Regions from separate parts of the Homo sapiens genome. Here region 2 is linked to region 1. The links are chromatin loops, found by intact Hi-C in ENCODE. Cell type or tissue: endothelial cell of umbilical vein. All regions are shown on one strand. Each heading gives the region's core, and the rest is flanking DNA. Links, peaks and the distances in the headings are about the cores only. Region 1 has its middle 340 kb from the start of PSMD7-DT. Region 2 overlaps LINC01572 (long intergenic non-protein coding RNA 1572).

Region 1 (8,346 bases), core at 271-8,270:
GCTGATTATTGTTATAAATCTTATCAAGCATAAAGGCATTAAAGTATATTCTGTTTACACCGTTCATTCTAAAATACAGCATATAAAAATATTATTATTTCTTATTAAAAGATTTATATTTTTCTGGCTTTTTTCTTTTATGAGGTAAATTTATTTACCAGTATTCAAAAAATACTTCCTATTTTTCCACTTCCAAATATGTGTTTGAAATATACCCTGAGATTCGATATCAATTTTCTAGTTATTTCTCAAGGGTTATATTTGTTCATAATAATAGCAGCAAACATTCTGGCATTATTCATTTGGTTTCTCCAAAGTGCTTAAATTTAAAAAGAATCAAATAACAAAAGCATGATGAACCGGATTGCTTATTTTACACACATCTGATAGCCAGATACATATGTATGCAGTTACGCATGTATATTTCTGGCACACCATTAATCATCAATGACAAAACCATGTTATCAATCCACCTACACCGAACATTAAATATTTTAATATTCATATAAATGGCATCAAATATATACACATGATTTTGCTTTTTAAATTAAGAGACTTTGGTCCTTAATGGAGATATTTTTCACTGGGCCTTTCCATTCCTTCTTAGCCATAGTAATATTTAAATACACTGGTACATAAAAATCTGCAATAAATTCTACAACACGACCCCAAACCGTCCAGTGTCTGAATTTTTTAAAAGGAGCTAAAGCCACAGCGTATGAAACATGAAATGGAAACATCCCAATCCCTGCATGCGTGATCCTGGGGTTGTCCACCCGTTAGTAAAGAGGCACTGAATTCTGCAGCTGCTTATCAAATCAGGTTTATGTTTCTGGAATGAGTTCCTGCTGCTGAGTCTGAATTTGTAGACAGTCATGAAAAAAATATCCTCTAAGACTGATCTAGCTCAAAAACAAAACCTCTGGAAAAACACGTAAGTTTTACCACACCCATGTACACCTAGGCAGCTAAAGAGTATGTTAACACGATGACCATCTGTATGCATGCAGACACAGGCTAATATATTTAATACATTTACTTGTATTCAGACCACATGCATATTAAATGTCATGCCTAAGTGTCAGTGATAAGATCCACATATGGGGTATATGTGTGTATCCTATCAGTAACATATATTCAATAATTTGTATGTTTACATTAGCTAAAGTACATTATCACTTTTCTTTTTTTGCTTTTTGCTAAAATAAGTCTGGAAACCAAAAGGGAGAAAATACTTGAGTATAGAAATAGTTCCTTTAATCAACTCCCCAGTTGGATATGTGGGGTAGGAATTCATTAGCATAGGCTTTTTTCCCTACTCATTTGTTAAACCAGAATGCTGGAAAGAACTAGAAAAGACTGCATTTCTCTTACTTTTCTTAACCATGTAAAACAACCCCCTAGAAGAGGTCTAGAATGAGCTTTGTTTCTTTTTTCAAATGGGTCTAATGTCCTTTCTCCACCACCTTCACACACAGACACAAAACCCACCGTGTGGGTTCACGGTCCACATCTGGCTCCCACGCAGAGTTGTACATTTGCAAGCACATCTTAAATATTGTGAAGCCAATTTGGACTTACTAAAAAATCTATGATACGAGTGAGAAATCATGCTAAATACGAGCCCTGGTAACTTTATTTTTAATGATGACTTTCAAAAAAAAAAAACAACAACAACAAGGTAAGGGAGAGAGATCAGCAGGGTGAATGTAAAAATTGTTAATCTTAAATTTCTACAAACCCAAGTGTCACAATAAGCATGTATGGTGCATCAAGCATAACAAAAAGAAACGAGATGGTTGGGTTCGGGGGGTTAGGTCGGGGGGGGGTCCCAGGCACTTGCTTCCTTGAACCCTCTGAATACATTTCACAATTCATCAGTTTTTGTCTTTCCTGCCACAAATGAGGACAATCAGACCAGACACCCATTAGATTCTTCATGCAATTTTTTTTTCTTGTTCATGACATGTTGGCAGGGAGGATGGCAATTCTGAAATCTTACCAAATGAGAAAAATGTCAGAAGCTGAACTGACAGCTAGTGGTTACTATGGTGATTGGTGATATTGAAAAAATATAATAAAATAAGACTCAGTTAATTCAAAAGGAATCAAGTTGGGTATTTTTAAGCCAGTTGATACAGATGAAAACTTAATCCTGATATTGGGACATTATCTTTTTGAGCTAACAGCCAAAGACACCATTTAGCTTAAATAATAACTAAATACACAGCTCATAATCTTGTGATTAAAAATAATAGAAAGAAACAGTATTGATAAATGGAAGTCAAATATTATTACCAAATGACTATCAGGGAAATATAGATTATATTCAGTGGAAAGAGGATTTTGTTCGGAGGAAAAAAATTAAAGTTTTAGCAAAATATTTTTAAAAAGAGAACATGGAAGCCTCACAGATAAAAAGGATTCTTCAGGGACAACTCAGATTCTATTAAAACACACACAAAGACATACACAAACATGGTGATTTCATCTTCAAAGTTCAACTCCCCCCAAAAAAGAAAATCCATTTTGATTCTAATGGTTAACATATCCAATCTCTTTATTTAAAAAAGATATTTAACAGAGAAAGCTTCATCATGAGATTTTTAGAAATATATATACATATATATATCTTCTCCATACCATCATTTCTCTTTTTGGTTGAAACCCAGTGTAATATTCTGACTACTTAAAGTGAGGGACCCTCATTTAATACTAAGCAAAATAATAGTAATAATAATAAAATACATATTGGCACCTTTTTCTAACATCAAGCAATGACAACTCTTGCTGGTTCAATCGATTGGTGCTATTATTTTTAGGTTTAATGGTTTTAAATGAAGGAAACAGAATATCATGAAAATCATATTTATAATTCACCAAAAATTATGCAATTGTTCATCCCACAGGTAATATACATGAAACCGAGAGGTGATTACTTTTTATAAAGAGAGTTTGAAAACAGTTAATAAAGAAGATGCAAAGTTTGTTAGGGGTTCAGCCAAGAAGAACCTATTGTATCTGAAAAATCTTTGACACAGAGTAAAACTTTTTTAAGCCTTCTCTTCACAACGACACTAAAATGGTATAAGCATAATGGATTAATAGGAAAAGTAGACTTAGGAAGACCAGAATCAGCTCTCATTTTGAAACAGTTGCATATTTTATCCATATGCCATACTCCCAGATCTAGTCTATATTTTTTTCATTTGATATAGGGATATTAAATTATCTACTGTTTCTTTTTTTTTCTTTTTCTTAAGTCAAATCTTTTGAGAGTTACAGGTAACTAGCGAAAACAAGATTGTTATTTATAACCTCAAGCTAGTATTTAATGCAAGAGGGAGGGGGGACATTATCAAGGAAGCTGCTCAGAAGAAAAAAAAATTAAGTCTTATTGGTTCAAGGAAGCTCTTCTCCACTGGACAGACTACAATGCCATCTACTGGAAAAGTGAAGTTCAACGTCACTTGAAACAGCAGAGCTAGTTTAAAAGGCTGATAGATGTAACTGGAAAGACATCCAGTCCTACATCCTTCACTGTTCAAAAAAGATAAGATATATATATATATATATATATATAGTTGTGGAAACATCAGTTCCTATTATAGATCATTATGTTCTTCCTCTGAGATCTCCTCCCAGCATTTTGCTTCTTAATTTCCAGCGAAAGCCTCTCTTTTTTAGCTTCTTCCAACTTCTCTTGAGGACCAAGTTAACAACACCCAGAAAAATAATCACCAGCAGCGAGCGACCTTGGGGTCCTTTTCTGCAATCTCTAGCTTGTGATTTTTCGCAAGCAGTTTGTGTTAGCATTTGCTCTGCAAAAGGTTTTTTTTTTCTTTTTTAATACCTAAAATCACAATAGGAAAGACTACCATCGTGGTCAGGAGCAGGTGGAGAAAAAAAAAAAAAAAAGCAGACACAGATCAAGCCCCCGGCTTCATAAGCACAAAGTCTCTTTTTATATGTTCTTATGCGGTATGGGATGGAGAATCTAAGGTCCCTTTTAAGAATAAGAATTCACCGAGGTTTTGTAAGCCATTCCCACATTTCCACCGGCATGTCCTTTGCTCATTTGCACGCTTCCCTTTCATTCTGGTTGGTTCGCCCTGTGATTTTTAAAATGAGAAATGGGAAGGAGGTAGGGTCACCATTTTCCACTCTCTAGATGAAGCAATTCCAGTTAAGGCAGGCAATAGTTAAGAAGCAAGAAGGGACTATCACTGTAATTAAATAAGAATTTGTTTTCACTAGTACTAGCAAAAAGAGAGTAAGTTCCTGCCTAAAAGCTGCTGCCAATATTTTCCATGTATAGGTATAAGTGTAAGTAAACAGCGGGGATTCTCAGCCTCCACAGTGTTGACATTTGGGGCCAGATAATTACTGTAGGATGGTGAGCAGTGTCCCTGGCTTCTACCCACTACTTGCCACTGGCGCACCCACACACACACACACAGTTAAAGCAATCAACAAGGTCTCCAGACATTGTTAGATGTCCCCTGGGGAAGGAGGGGGGCAAAATTACACCCTACTGATAACAACTGTTATAGGATCCTAATTTCAATTTTATATACATTAGTTCTCACCAGTCTCTATCTGGCTTTGATTCATGGTGGTGTGTGAAACAACATTTTTAAAGGAACTAAGAACATGGTGGAATCGGCGTGAATGGGAGAGTAACAATCTCCATTCTACACGTTCCATTACTTCAGGGCTGATGAGCATTCCTGACCTTTCCAAAGGCCTCCCTTGAAAGTTCTCCGGAGGAAACAAAAGGAAGAGGTTGGCTCATGGAAGGTCGCTGTCAGATTTGCCCCAAAAAGCAAGGGAAAAATTTTGCCATCAAAATGAAATCTTCCGGCAGGCAGAGAGGTTTAGATGGGGGATGGGAGAGAGGGCTGCGGAGCTATTTTATTCAAAGTGTTTAAATTAAGGGGCTTCACTATTCAAAGGCAAATAATAAACTGAAAAATAGGTCATCTTTAAATGAGAACTCTTTTTTTCCCTATAACAGGAAATCTGAACAGGAAAGTACAACATTTTAATTTCAGGATTTGACGTAATTTGCAACTTCAATGTGGAGCTTTTAAAAATTATCACTCTGTAAGAAAAGATGAGATTGGGATAAAAGTAAGAAAAGAAGTTAGAGTCTGGGGAGACACAGGCCTTATATTCAAGAGGGCTAGTGAAGTTAAAATTGTAGTGAAGTTCAGGCTTAGAGCAGTGTAGCTCTGTATTAACCTGAAATGCTTCTATCTAAGAGTAAAATCTCTCAAGTCTCATCCCAGAAGGTGTGTGCAGTCTCCATTTAAATGTCTCCAACAGAACACAAAATAATTTTGCAGTAACTGATCTACTGTATTAGATGTGCCTGGTCTATTTATTTCTGTTGCTTTTTAACATCTACCAAGAATATCAAAGTTTGCTTGGTGAAAAGTTTTCAGTCGGATAGTAATCTTTCCAAAATACCTTGAAAAATGTAAACGACATGTCTCTGCACCCCTTATTTACCAACCCTTTGATGATATAGGCGAGAAGAGTATGAACACATTTTTAACACTTGACATTTTCTAATATTCTGAAATCTTACTTTTCCATGTCACAGGCAAAGGGTATGTGGCATTGGGAAGGAACTGAATACAAAGTACTACATCCGCTCTTCAAATATGCAGTCCCTGGTAGCACCTTCTATAAGACTGGTGGCTTTTGTGGAGTGTTTCTTTCTTTAAATGAGCTGGACCACACATACTCACTCATTCAGAATAAGTCTATAGATGAACTGTCTCTGTATTTTTAAAGAAACTCAGCTTGTGCGGTCCGCTGATATCTCAGAGAAACAAGGAACCATTTTCACATAATGGATGGGGCTGCAGTGCGGAGCAGACAAGCCCCACTGGAAAGAATTCGGTCTGTCACGACATGCAGGAGAATTCTCTTATGTTTCTGCATCAGGTTTACCTAAACTAAGTTGATTTCCAGGGCAGAATTCATGGATTATGTCGTATTGGACCCAGGAAGGTTTGAAGGTTTGCTGGTAATGATCACACTCACACACACACACACACACACTCTCTCTCTCTCTCTCTCTCTCTCTGCCCCCCCCCCCCACTCTGCCCATGGTTACTGCTACTCTAAGCAGGCCCTTGGAGTCCAAAGAGAAAGTGTCTATAGCTTCACTGTTCCATTTTTATCTGTTTAGGAAATATTGATGTTATTAACCACACTTTTAACTGTCAGCATCTTGATATATTCTGGATATTTGCTAGGGTTCCCACTACTTAGTTGGTGCTATATGTGTGTGTGTGTGTATACATACACATATACATTTTAGATGGAGATGGGATATATATGTGTGTGTGCGTATGTATATATAAAGTTAAAAAAGAAGCTGGCTATTATCTGTTAAGATTGTCCAAGAGTGTGTATCTAAAGGATTTTCTTTCTGTTCTCTGCAGATATTACCTGAGCAGTGTCCCCTAAAATTGCTAGCACCTGGTGACCTGCCCCGCAGCTCCCCTCCAGTTTCCCTGCCTTTGCTTCATATAGAGGGATTTCTGTGCAGAAAACGCTCGTGGAGTCTGCCGTCTCTTAGTCTCTTAACTTTTATCGTCAGTTGCTAAATTAGCTAATGATTAATTAGTTAATGTTTTCAAAGCACTTTGAAGATGAAAAGCACCGCTAAGTGCTAAGTGTAAAACGGCATTAGTAATTCCACTCGGCAAAGACTAATTAGCTTTTAAAAAAATGTTCCCCCCAAACTGATCAATAATGTTTCTGGTATTACAGTAGGACTGTTTGTCCCACAGATCAGTAAGACCCACCTCACGTTTTAAGGCTTTTATGCCCCGAGACACGCAGAAATCCCGACTGAGGTTTATTGCTTGGTAACCTCTTGGCTTTCAGTGTGGCTGGAGTTGGACTAGTGATGTCATCTATACAAAATGCAGCATTTTTGCTGTCAAAAAAGCTTTAAAGGATTATTTAACAAAGCTAAAAGTAAAGAACTAAACTCTAGGAAAGTGGTACAGAAACATGATCAGTGAACTTATATTTAAGAAGAATTAAGCTTTTAAAGTTTTTTTTTTCCCATCTCTAAAAAGCTCTTTAACCGCGGTTCTCCAGGTGGCCTCTGAATTTATTGTGAGATTTCACTTTGATGGCTCTGAGTCCTCATGGGGACTATTATGTCAATAATTTCTACAGCAACATTTTATTCCAGGTACAGAAATGACTTAGAAGATAGAGCCAGGGTCTGGAAATTCCAGGATCCTACTTTAAATTACCCACATCAACCACGATTGAATGAAAAAAGATAGCTTTCACCCATTTTCCCCTTTCCAGCCAGATTCTTAATGGACAGACCTTTTTTTTAAGCTTCTTGGGTGCCAAGTGTCCCGAAACAACTACTCAAAAAAAGTTCAGCATTTTGTTTATTCCATCCACTTTCAAAGACTTAAATAATGTAAAGTTAATGGGAATCATGAAGCCAAAACAGGCAACTTTGCAAGAGGAAGCTTGTGGGTCATTTGTTCCCTTGATGCAAACATACTTGTCCCTGCTGTCTACCAGTGGGCCTTGGTTATAAACACTGGGGATTTGGGTTTTTTTGAAATGCCTGAGATTATTATTTTTAGTCAAGCTTTTTAAAAAAAAAAATAGTCTTTCACATCAAAAAAAAAACTACATGATTTCTATTAGCTTAAGGCTGGGATATTTGTGGTTTTTTGGTTGTTGTTTTTCTTTTTTTAAGGTGGGCAATTTCAGAATGACATTAAGATGCTGACTTTTTAGAACATCAAGAAAACATTATTAATATGTCATTCAAAATATGCAGTATTAACACATGAAACTCTACATACATAACAAACTGCAGAAACAACTCAGCTTAGAAAATACAAAGTTCAGCTAAACAAAAGGAATTTGACGTCTGGCAGCCTATGTTCTCTGTGTATTCTGTTACTCCAGGAATGAGTTTAGCTGGTGCATAAACACAGTAGCACATAAGCCATATATATGTGTGTGTGTGTGTGTGTGTGTGTGTGTATATGAATATGTATTTATAATGTGGACATGATATATACATACAATCACACACACGCACAATGCAACCACATCAATCAGTTGCTACAGACAACAATGACATGTGCACACATTCTCAGAACTTAAGGTTTGCTACCAACCTCAGTATCAGCCTTTCTTCCGTGTACAAAAATACATCTGCCAGAAAGGCGCGGTAAAAATCACCTGAAAACAAACAGACATGTTTTGGAAAAGTGTGGCCAGCTACTAGATGATTCCTTAGGGATTTCCTAAGTGAATATTTTTATAAAAAAGACACCTAAA
Region 2 (8,346 bases), core at 194-8,193, 1.5 Mb before region 1:
AGCAATTACCAGAGAAATAAAAACCTAGATACAAAAGATTTGTACAAGAATATTCACAACAGCTTTGTTCAAAATAGTCAAAATGGAAACTCAAATATTCACAAATGGGAGAATGAATAAACTAATCATAGTATATTATATTCATGCAATGAAGTATTACTCAGCAATGAAGAATAAACTACTGACACTCAAAACAACATAAATGGATCTCACAGACATTATGCTGAGCAGAGGTAGTTGGACACAACAGAGCACATACACTATATGATTCAATTTAAATAAAGTTATAAAACAGGTAAAACTAATCTATGGTGAAAAATATATCAGAAAATTGTATCAGGAGGATTGAGTAAAAAAAGGACCCCAAAAAAACCTTTCTTGAATGATGTTCAATACTTTAATAGGGGCATGCATTACATGGATAGATATATTTGAAAAAACCAAACTCATCAAAATGGACATTTCACTGTATGTGAATTTTATCTCAAAAAAGAACTACAAAATATTAAATTCTAATTAGTAGGCTTGGGTTTTTGTAATAATCTGAGTGAGTAATGTAAAACTAACTTCCGTGTCTAGGCTTGAGCAAATGAATAAATACATTAAGAATAATGGAAACCAGATTTCTTCAGTGTTAGAGACAGGAGTTATAAATATGGAAAGGGGGAAGACTAGAATTTAACCTATGATGTTGAAGTGGAATTAAAGTTATCAAGATGAACACTTTTAAAGTAATGATTAAAAATATAGATATAGGTATATATAAAAAAAGTGTGTTTTAGAACTATAAAAACAAATTTCCTACTTCTATCAGTTGAGGGAGCATAGATGCAATGATACACCAACATCAGTGAGCACACTTAGTACACAGATTTTGGTTTAAAAATGCCACTGTCTACTAAAAGCAATTAGGCTCCATGGAGAAAAGGCTAATTTTTGACCAGTACAGGGAAGTATAAGGTGAGCCTAGAATATCTTGCTCCAGCAAATGAGAAAACGCTCAAAGAATGATGGGGACATATCAAAAGAGTATAGGAGACAGTTTAAAGGGGCTACTTGACAAATTTGGAACAACTTATATATCAAAATAATGATAATAATGGATTATAACCTATAGAATAAAATTAGTGTCGGTAAGTTCATACTGATATAAACAAGAAAACAAACAAACATAAGAGAGAAGGGAAAGATCTACCTTACAGTAAAATGTGACTAATAGAAAAGGAATAGTGGTGTCATATAATACTTTAAAAAGGTTGCTAATAGGTAAAAGTTTGATGAGGAGTGGAATAGTCACATAGTCTCAAAGTAGCTACTCATACATTATCTATTAATTAGAAAGAGAAAAGCAGTAACTTATAGAGTGGAAAGACCCTAGCACATACCACCTTAACCAAGTGATACAACTTATCATCACCCCAATATTATAGCAAACCATGATAGGCTCATATCATGAGCCTTCTGATACAGTTGGCTGAGAAGGATATGCCATCAGTTCTGTGCTATTTCTTCCCCACATGCCTAATCAAAATCTAATTATGAGCAAACATTATGCAAGCCCAAATGCCAAGGCCAAGTAAGAAAAAGGTCTGAGGAAATGTTATAGATTAAATGTGCCTACAGAGATATGGCAGCTAAATTTAATTTGGAGCAATTTGAACTTTTGATTAGATCCTGGACTGAGTAGGTGGGAGATAGCTATGAGGTCATTATTGGGACAACTGACTAAATATGAATATGGGCTAAAGCATAATAGTATTATACAATGTCAAATTTCCTGATTTGGGTTATTGTACTTTGGTTATGTAAGAGAATGGCCCATTCTTAGAAAATATATATTGAAGCATCAGGGGTAAAGGGGAATAATGTTGCTAACTTTCCAAATTACTCTTAGATGGGAGTAGGCATTGAAGAGAGGGAGTGGGGATGGGGGTGGAGAGAGAGAGAGAAAGAAATGGTGTGAGGAGGGAGAAAATGACAATCTTGTAACATTTCACCTTTTAAGGTGAAAAAGCACACCCTGAGGATGGTAGAGCAAGATAGGAAACTTGGACTTTAACGATTTTGGACCTACCACATTGCACTAAGTTGTTTACCTCTGAACTTTATCTACATGAAGAGAAATAAACTGTACTTTTGTTGAAGCTACTGTTACTCATTTGTTCATTTCTTTGTTTTTGTCAAGCATAGCCAAATCTAATCTGAAATAATACATGAAATAGTCAGAACTCTTACCTACTGTTGATGGGAGTGTGGATTAATATAGCCACTTTGAAGCACAAATTGGTATTATCTAGTAAAGCTGAAGATGCAAATATTCTATGAGTCAGAAATTCTACTCCTAGTTATATATCCTAGACACAACTGCACATGGGCCATGGAAGACAAGAATTCTAACAAGAATTTCACAGCAGCATTGGTTTTAATAACAAAAAACAACTGAAAAAATACTATCCATGTGTGTGAAAATTGATAAAGGATATTCACACCATGGTATACTATTCAACAGAAAAAACAAGTGAAGAAAGCTACATATTCAATGAGTGAATTTCAAACACATAAAGTTGGGTAAAAAAGGCAAATTACTAAAAAAGATGTCAGTATGATAACATGCATATTAAAATAAAAAACGATGCTGCATTTATTCTGGGGTAGAAAAAGCTCTGGGGTACTAAAAATGAAAATAATTAAAAATATTAGTGCAAGTATTGAGAAAGAAGATGTCTTTAATATCTAGACCAGGGCGCAGTGGCTCACACCTGTAATCCCAGCACTTTGGGAGGCCAAGGTGGGTTGATTATCTGATGTCAGGAGTTCAAGACCAGCCTGACCAACATGGAGAAAGCCCGTCTCTACTAAAAATACAAAAAATTAGCCGGATATGGTGGCATATGCCTGTAATCCCAGCTACGGAGGAGGCTGAGACAGAAGAATCACTCAAACCTGGGAGGCAGAGGTTACGGCAAGCTGAGATTGCTCCACTGCACTCCAGCCTGGGCGACAAGAGTAAAACTCCATATCAAAAAAAAAAAAATCCCCCTGGTTTTTTTGTCCGGGTGTGGTAGCTCACACCTGTAATCCCAGCACTTTGGAGGGACGAAGAGGGCAGATCACCTGAGGTCGGGAGTTCGAGACCAGCCTGACCAACATGGAGGAACCCCGTCTCTAAAAAATAAAGAAGAAAGAATGTCTAGACCAACACTATCCAATAGAGCTTTCGACAATGACAGAAATGTTCTATTATCTGTGCTGGCAAACGTACTAGCTAAATATGGCTATTAAACACTTAAAATATGGCTGATGCAACTGAAGAACTGAATTTTAATTTAAAATTTTAATTAATTTAAATAGCCAGAGGTGGCTAATGGCTACTGGTTAACACAAGTCTAGACTATACATTCTTCCACAAGTATGGTAGTTCCTCAACTCTTTTCTTATATGTTTGGTATATCACTCAAAAGTTGAGTTTAAAGAATGATGACACTGCTATAATACGTCTCCTCCTATTTCCATCTATTTATTTATGCTAACAGGCTTCTCAAGGCTTACATCAGCAAAACAAAAATATAAATTAAAAAATTCACTCAGTCAATCAGTAAAATTGACATACAGGCACATGAGCTAATTGGGGAAACAAGTCTTATGCATCTCACTAACAGAGGTGCATTTAAAAAATTTTTTTTAATTTTGTTTTTGATAAAAACAATTACTTTTTAAAATAATTACTTATAAAATTTGGGTAATAAATTTGTTATTTTGATCAATTGTGTAAAAAAATAAATGTAATGATAATTTGATACAAAGATATTTTAATGCTTTAAGAGGAGATTCCCAAACTTTGTTCTTGAGGCCCTTAGTGTTGCAATAGGTTTTTTTCAGGGCTATTCTAGGGCTAAAAGAAAAGAAGTCCCAGCTTAGTAGTAGTAGTAGTTCAGGTCATGCCCAACAGATGTCGCTGTGTTTCTCTCTAAAATTTAAACTATCCCACAGAGCCCCTGCAATGAGTTGGCTGCAATGCTCAGGGGTGTCTTGGTACGCAGTTTGGGATCCACGGACCTAGAGTCTTTGGGGCCTACAAAATGAAACAACTGGCAAATCTGGATAAATAACATATGGGAGTATATTTCCAATGTTTATGAGTAGTTTCCCAGAGTCATTTAACTAACGGAAAATGTATAAAACACCTATAAAAAGGCAGATTTAAATAATTTTAAAAGATTATAAATAATTTTTGGACAGACTAGTAGTGAATGGTACGACTGTCTAGGAGTCCACGAATAAATTATGAATTATAGATTAAATGTCCTACCAAAGAAATGGATTGATATGTACATATACTATAAACATGCCAGTGCCTACAACAGGAAAAATATTTAATTGTTAGGTCTGTAAAAAGAGGTATTCAGCTTAGAAAATAAGCCTCTCTCAGCCCACATCTCATCTTCCCACTATGGAGGCTGCTTGTGGCCACATACTGAGGAGATTGTCTAATGTGCTATTATTCTTTGATGATTCACTTGGACCAGGCTAAGAGAGTAGATCCACCCTGGAAAGATTTACATAAATGAAAGAGAGACAAAGAAAGGTGTGGGCTGGGGGAAGAGAGGAGGAGTGGGAGAGAGGCAGAGAGAGAAAGGGAGAGGAAAAGGGAGGAGAGGGAGAGGGAGGGGGGGAGAAGAAAAAGTGCTGTAACTGGGAAAGAGAAGTACAATGAATTGAAGAGAATGTTAAGAAGGGTTTAGAAAGAGGAAGAGGAATGATTACAGCTTATTGTGAGCATCTTTAAATATACAATGAAAGGTAGACAGTTGTATTTTCCTATGTTTATAAATGTATTTTCCCCTTGGTATTTTCTACAAACAGTCCCTATCTACAATTTAAATTAGTAGTTTATGGAAAAACAGAGAAGTTCCTCAAGAATAGTACACACAGAAGGACAAAGTCATATCAAAATAAAACATCTCTAGCTAAACACATACTTTTTTTTTTTTTTTTTGTGAGATGGAGTCTTGCTCTGTCACCCAGGCTGGGTGCAGTGTCGCGACGATCGTGGCTCATGGCAACCTCCACCTCTGGGGTTCACACCATTCTCCTGCCTCAGCCTCCCAAGTAGCTGGGACTACAGGTGCATGCCACCACACCCAGCTAATTTTTTGTATTTTAGTAGAGACGGGGTTTCACTGTGTTGCCCAGGCTGGTTGCGAACTCTTGAGCTCAGGCAATCCGCCTGCCTCGGCCTCCCAAAGTGCTGGGAATACAGGTGTGAGCCACCACTCCCGGCCCATACGTGAATTTTGAATAAAATATTAAGATAGTTTATTCACCACTGAACTTGACTTCCTTATAATAAACTTTGGCAGAATTGAAACAGCATAGATGCTTTGGTTTGCTTATTACTGCTCTGAATTATGGGAGACTGCTCCATGACAAACTACAGAAAGTCTTCTACTATCAGCAAGGATTGTTAAGAGTTCAGAAATTCTCATCTTTAAAATAAGGCTGGCCAGGCATGGTGGCTCATGCCTGTAATCCTAGCACTTTGGGAGGCTGAGGTGGGCGGATCACTTGAGGTCAGGAGTTCGAGACCAGCCTGGCCAACATGGTGAAACTCCATCTCTACTAAAAATACAGAAAATTAGCCAGGTGTGGTGGCGGGTGCCTGTAGTCCCAGCTACCCAGAAGGCTGAGGCACGAGAATTGCTTGAACCCAGTGGGAGGAGGTTGCAGTGAGCCGAGATTCATTCCAGCTTGGGTGACAGAGTGAGACTCTGTCTCAAAAAAAAAAAAAAAAAAAAAGGAAATACAAAATAAGGCCTATGTGGAAAGAATTTTTCCCCAATCACAATGTGAAATTTGAGAGACTCAATCTTTTCGGAAATGTCTTCCTTGTCCAGATTCAGTGGTTTCTCCACATTGTTTCCATTTTCTAGAAATTTAGGCAATTAGTCCTTCTTTCCCTTCCTCATCAGTACAAGGAGCATAAAAACAATCATTTCAGTAAGTTGTTGTAGAAGTCAAGATACTGTCTGGAAAAGCCCTGTATAATCCTGTAATGTAATTCGGTGTAAACCAGCACAGTTATTTCTCTTCTCTCTTGCTTTGGCTTGAGTAAAACACTGTCTTCAGGTTCTTAATAGCTTACTGGAGGTCCCCTTTGGTAGATTTTGAGGTGAATTTATAACATTGTCTATTATATGGATTGTATGGATTTATGACAATTTAGAGATTCAACAATTCCTTCCAACTCTCTCTGATGTGTCCATCTTTAGTTCATTTCCTACAACTGGGCACTTTCAAGGCTAAATTCCAAGTTTCTTACTCCTTTGATACCCCTTCTGGAGGATCTAAATAAGTTTTATGGCTTCAGATGTTATCAAGTTTGGGCTACCATACTGCCATCTACGATTATACTTCTCTCCACCATTGTCCATGGAACATTTCAGTTTGAATGCCATACAACTCCTGAAACATCATATTTAAAAACAAGTCCATCTCCCCGAAGAGTCATCTTCACTAATTTCCCCATCACTATCAACAACATCTTGAGTGTTTCCAGGCTGAAAGCTGTGGTATCATTTTTTCCCTACTGCTATTTTAACTTACAATTAAAAATTCTGCTAATCACTTCTTTGTAACAACTTTGGTCTCCCCATACTCCTACTCCCAGCTTCCAATTCCTCTACTTCCCAGATCTCTGGTGTATTAGTCTGTTTTAACGCGGTTGATAAAGACATACCCGAGACTGGGCATTTTATAAAGAAAAAGAGGTTTAATGGACTCACAGTTCCACGTGGCTGGGGAGGCCTCACAATCATGGTGGAAGGCGAAAGGCAAAAGGCAAAAGGCAAAAGGCACATCTTACATAGCGGCAGGCAAGAGAATGAGCAAAGTGAAAGGGGAAACCCCTTATAAAATCATCAGATCTCGTGAGACTTATTCACTACCACGAGAACAGTATGGGAGAAATCCTCCCCATGATTCAGTTATCTCCCACCCGGTCCATCCCACAACACGTGGGAATTACGGGAGCTAAAATTCAAGATGAGATTTGGGTGGGGATACAGCCAACTGTATCATTTGGCCTTAACTATCTCATGTGTAGATGATTGCAGAAGGAAGCGCTAGAAAATTCTCATCATCTGACTTTTCGTACACCAACTAAACTTTGAGATTATTTGTACAATATTATTCTTCAGTTCAAGTATCCCATTGGCTACGTATTAATCAGTAAGTTTATTACTCAAGGTACTTCATTGTTAGAACTACTGTTTTATTAACTACGAGTTTATTTCCATAAAAGATATTCCACTTCAGCTGCTCACTATGTTTGCTATTCTCAGGTTTGACTTTTCTTGCCTTCTAAGCTTTTAGGCCATATGGTATAACATTGCCTAAAGAACATCTTCATTACTGTGATGAGTGGCAGATCATTAAAAAAGGGTGTGTGTGTGGCTAGGGGTCAGTGGGGAGACTTCTGCTGCTGATCATTTGTTCTACAATTAAATAAATAAAATTCAACTTGATTTTTTTTTGGCTTGGTAGCCTAGAATTTATATCACTTCCCTCTTTCATCCATAAAGATACATAGGCTTCATCCTCTTCAAAATCCAGCTGAGAAGTTAACTTCAGGAATCTTTCCTGGACTGATTGTTCATGGATAAAATTTGTCTCTACTTAGTATCTGTGCTCTTTATTCAGAATTTTTAAGTGCACAGTTGTTGATATGGTATCATTTTCAAGTACTTTGCAGTCCATATATAATGTTTGTTATATGTGTATACACACATCTGTTATCATAAGCCTAAGATACATAATAATGTCATATTCCTTTTAATTTTCAAATTAAATGTCTCTATGCTTTATTTTCTCCCCAGGATGTTTGCTTTGCTGACAACTTCAAGACCTCTAAGGATGCTTATTCAGACTTACAGGTCAGTTCTGGTAAGCATCCTCTGACTAGTCAACCAAGCAGTTGAATTCTTTACAGCTGTTACTAATGTCACTGGCACAAGATATCCTTATTGAAACAAGGAGAACCCAGCAGCCCCAGCATGTTCTTTGTTGTCACTATTTAAATACTCTGATGCCATAATTCTTGGTCATTGCTGGATAAGCAACAATAAATTGGGCATGGCTTTTTTCTGAAAACCTGCCCAGTGCAAGCCTGCTTAGGGCTGAGCCTGTGAGTACCTCTCAATGCATGGGAGGAGCCCAGCTGTACTTACCTACATTTCTTGTGACTTTGGCTCACAGCCAGGTCTTCACGTACCAATGTATGAGGCTCACATCTTTGAATCTGGGCATGCATATACAAATATTTTCTTTAAGGGTACCCATAGTACCAGG

What was found. A loop is a pair of places that touch in the nucleus more often than their neighbours do. Peaks named below come from ENCODE experiments on the same cell type or tissue, not always from the same donor. Only the 100,000 strongest peaks of a DNase experiment are listed, where the experiment ranks them.
Region 2: a loop joins it to region 1, with 11 times the contacts of the local background. A loop is called at or near these places in 11 of 110 quality-filtered maps.

The regions. Positions count from the first base shown.
Region 1 is chr16:73,875,383-73,883,728 of GRCh38, forward strand. It overlaps a transcript of ZFHX3 not described here. Among named protein-coding and RNA genes, the nearest start is that of PSMD7-DT, 340 kb to the right of the region's middle. RefSeq lists a silencer at 3,268-3,562. In endothelial cell of umbilical vein, for the core only: no CTCF peak of the experiment used is centred there; a DNase peak (open chromatin) is centred at 3,439.
Region 2 is chr16:72,396,525-72,404,870 of GRCh38, forward strand. All of the region lies in intron 7 of LINC01572 (long intergenic non-protein coding RNA 1572), which reads right to left. Among named protein-coding and RNA genes, the nearest start is that of PMFBP1, 230 kb to the left of the region's middle. In endothelial cell of umbilical vein, for the core only: a CTCF peak has its summit at 3,959 (motif pointing right); a DNase peak (open chromatin) is centred at 3,957.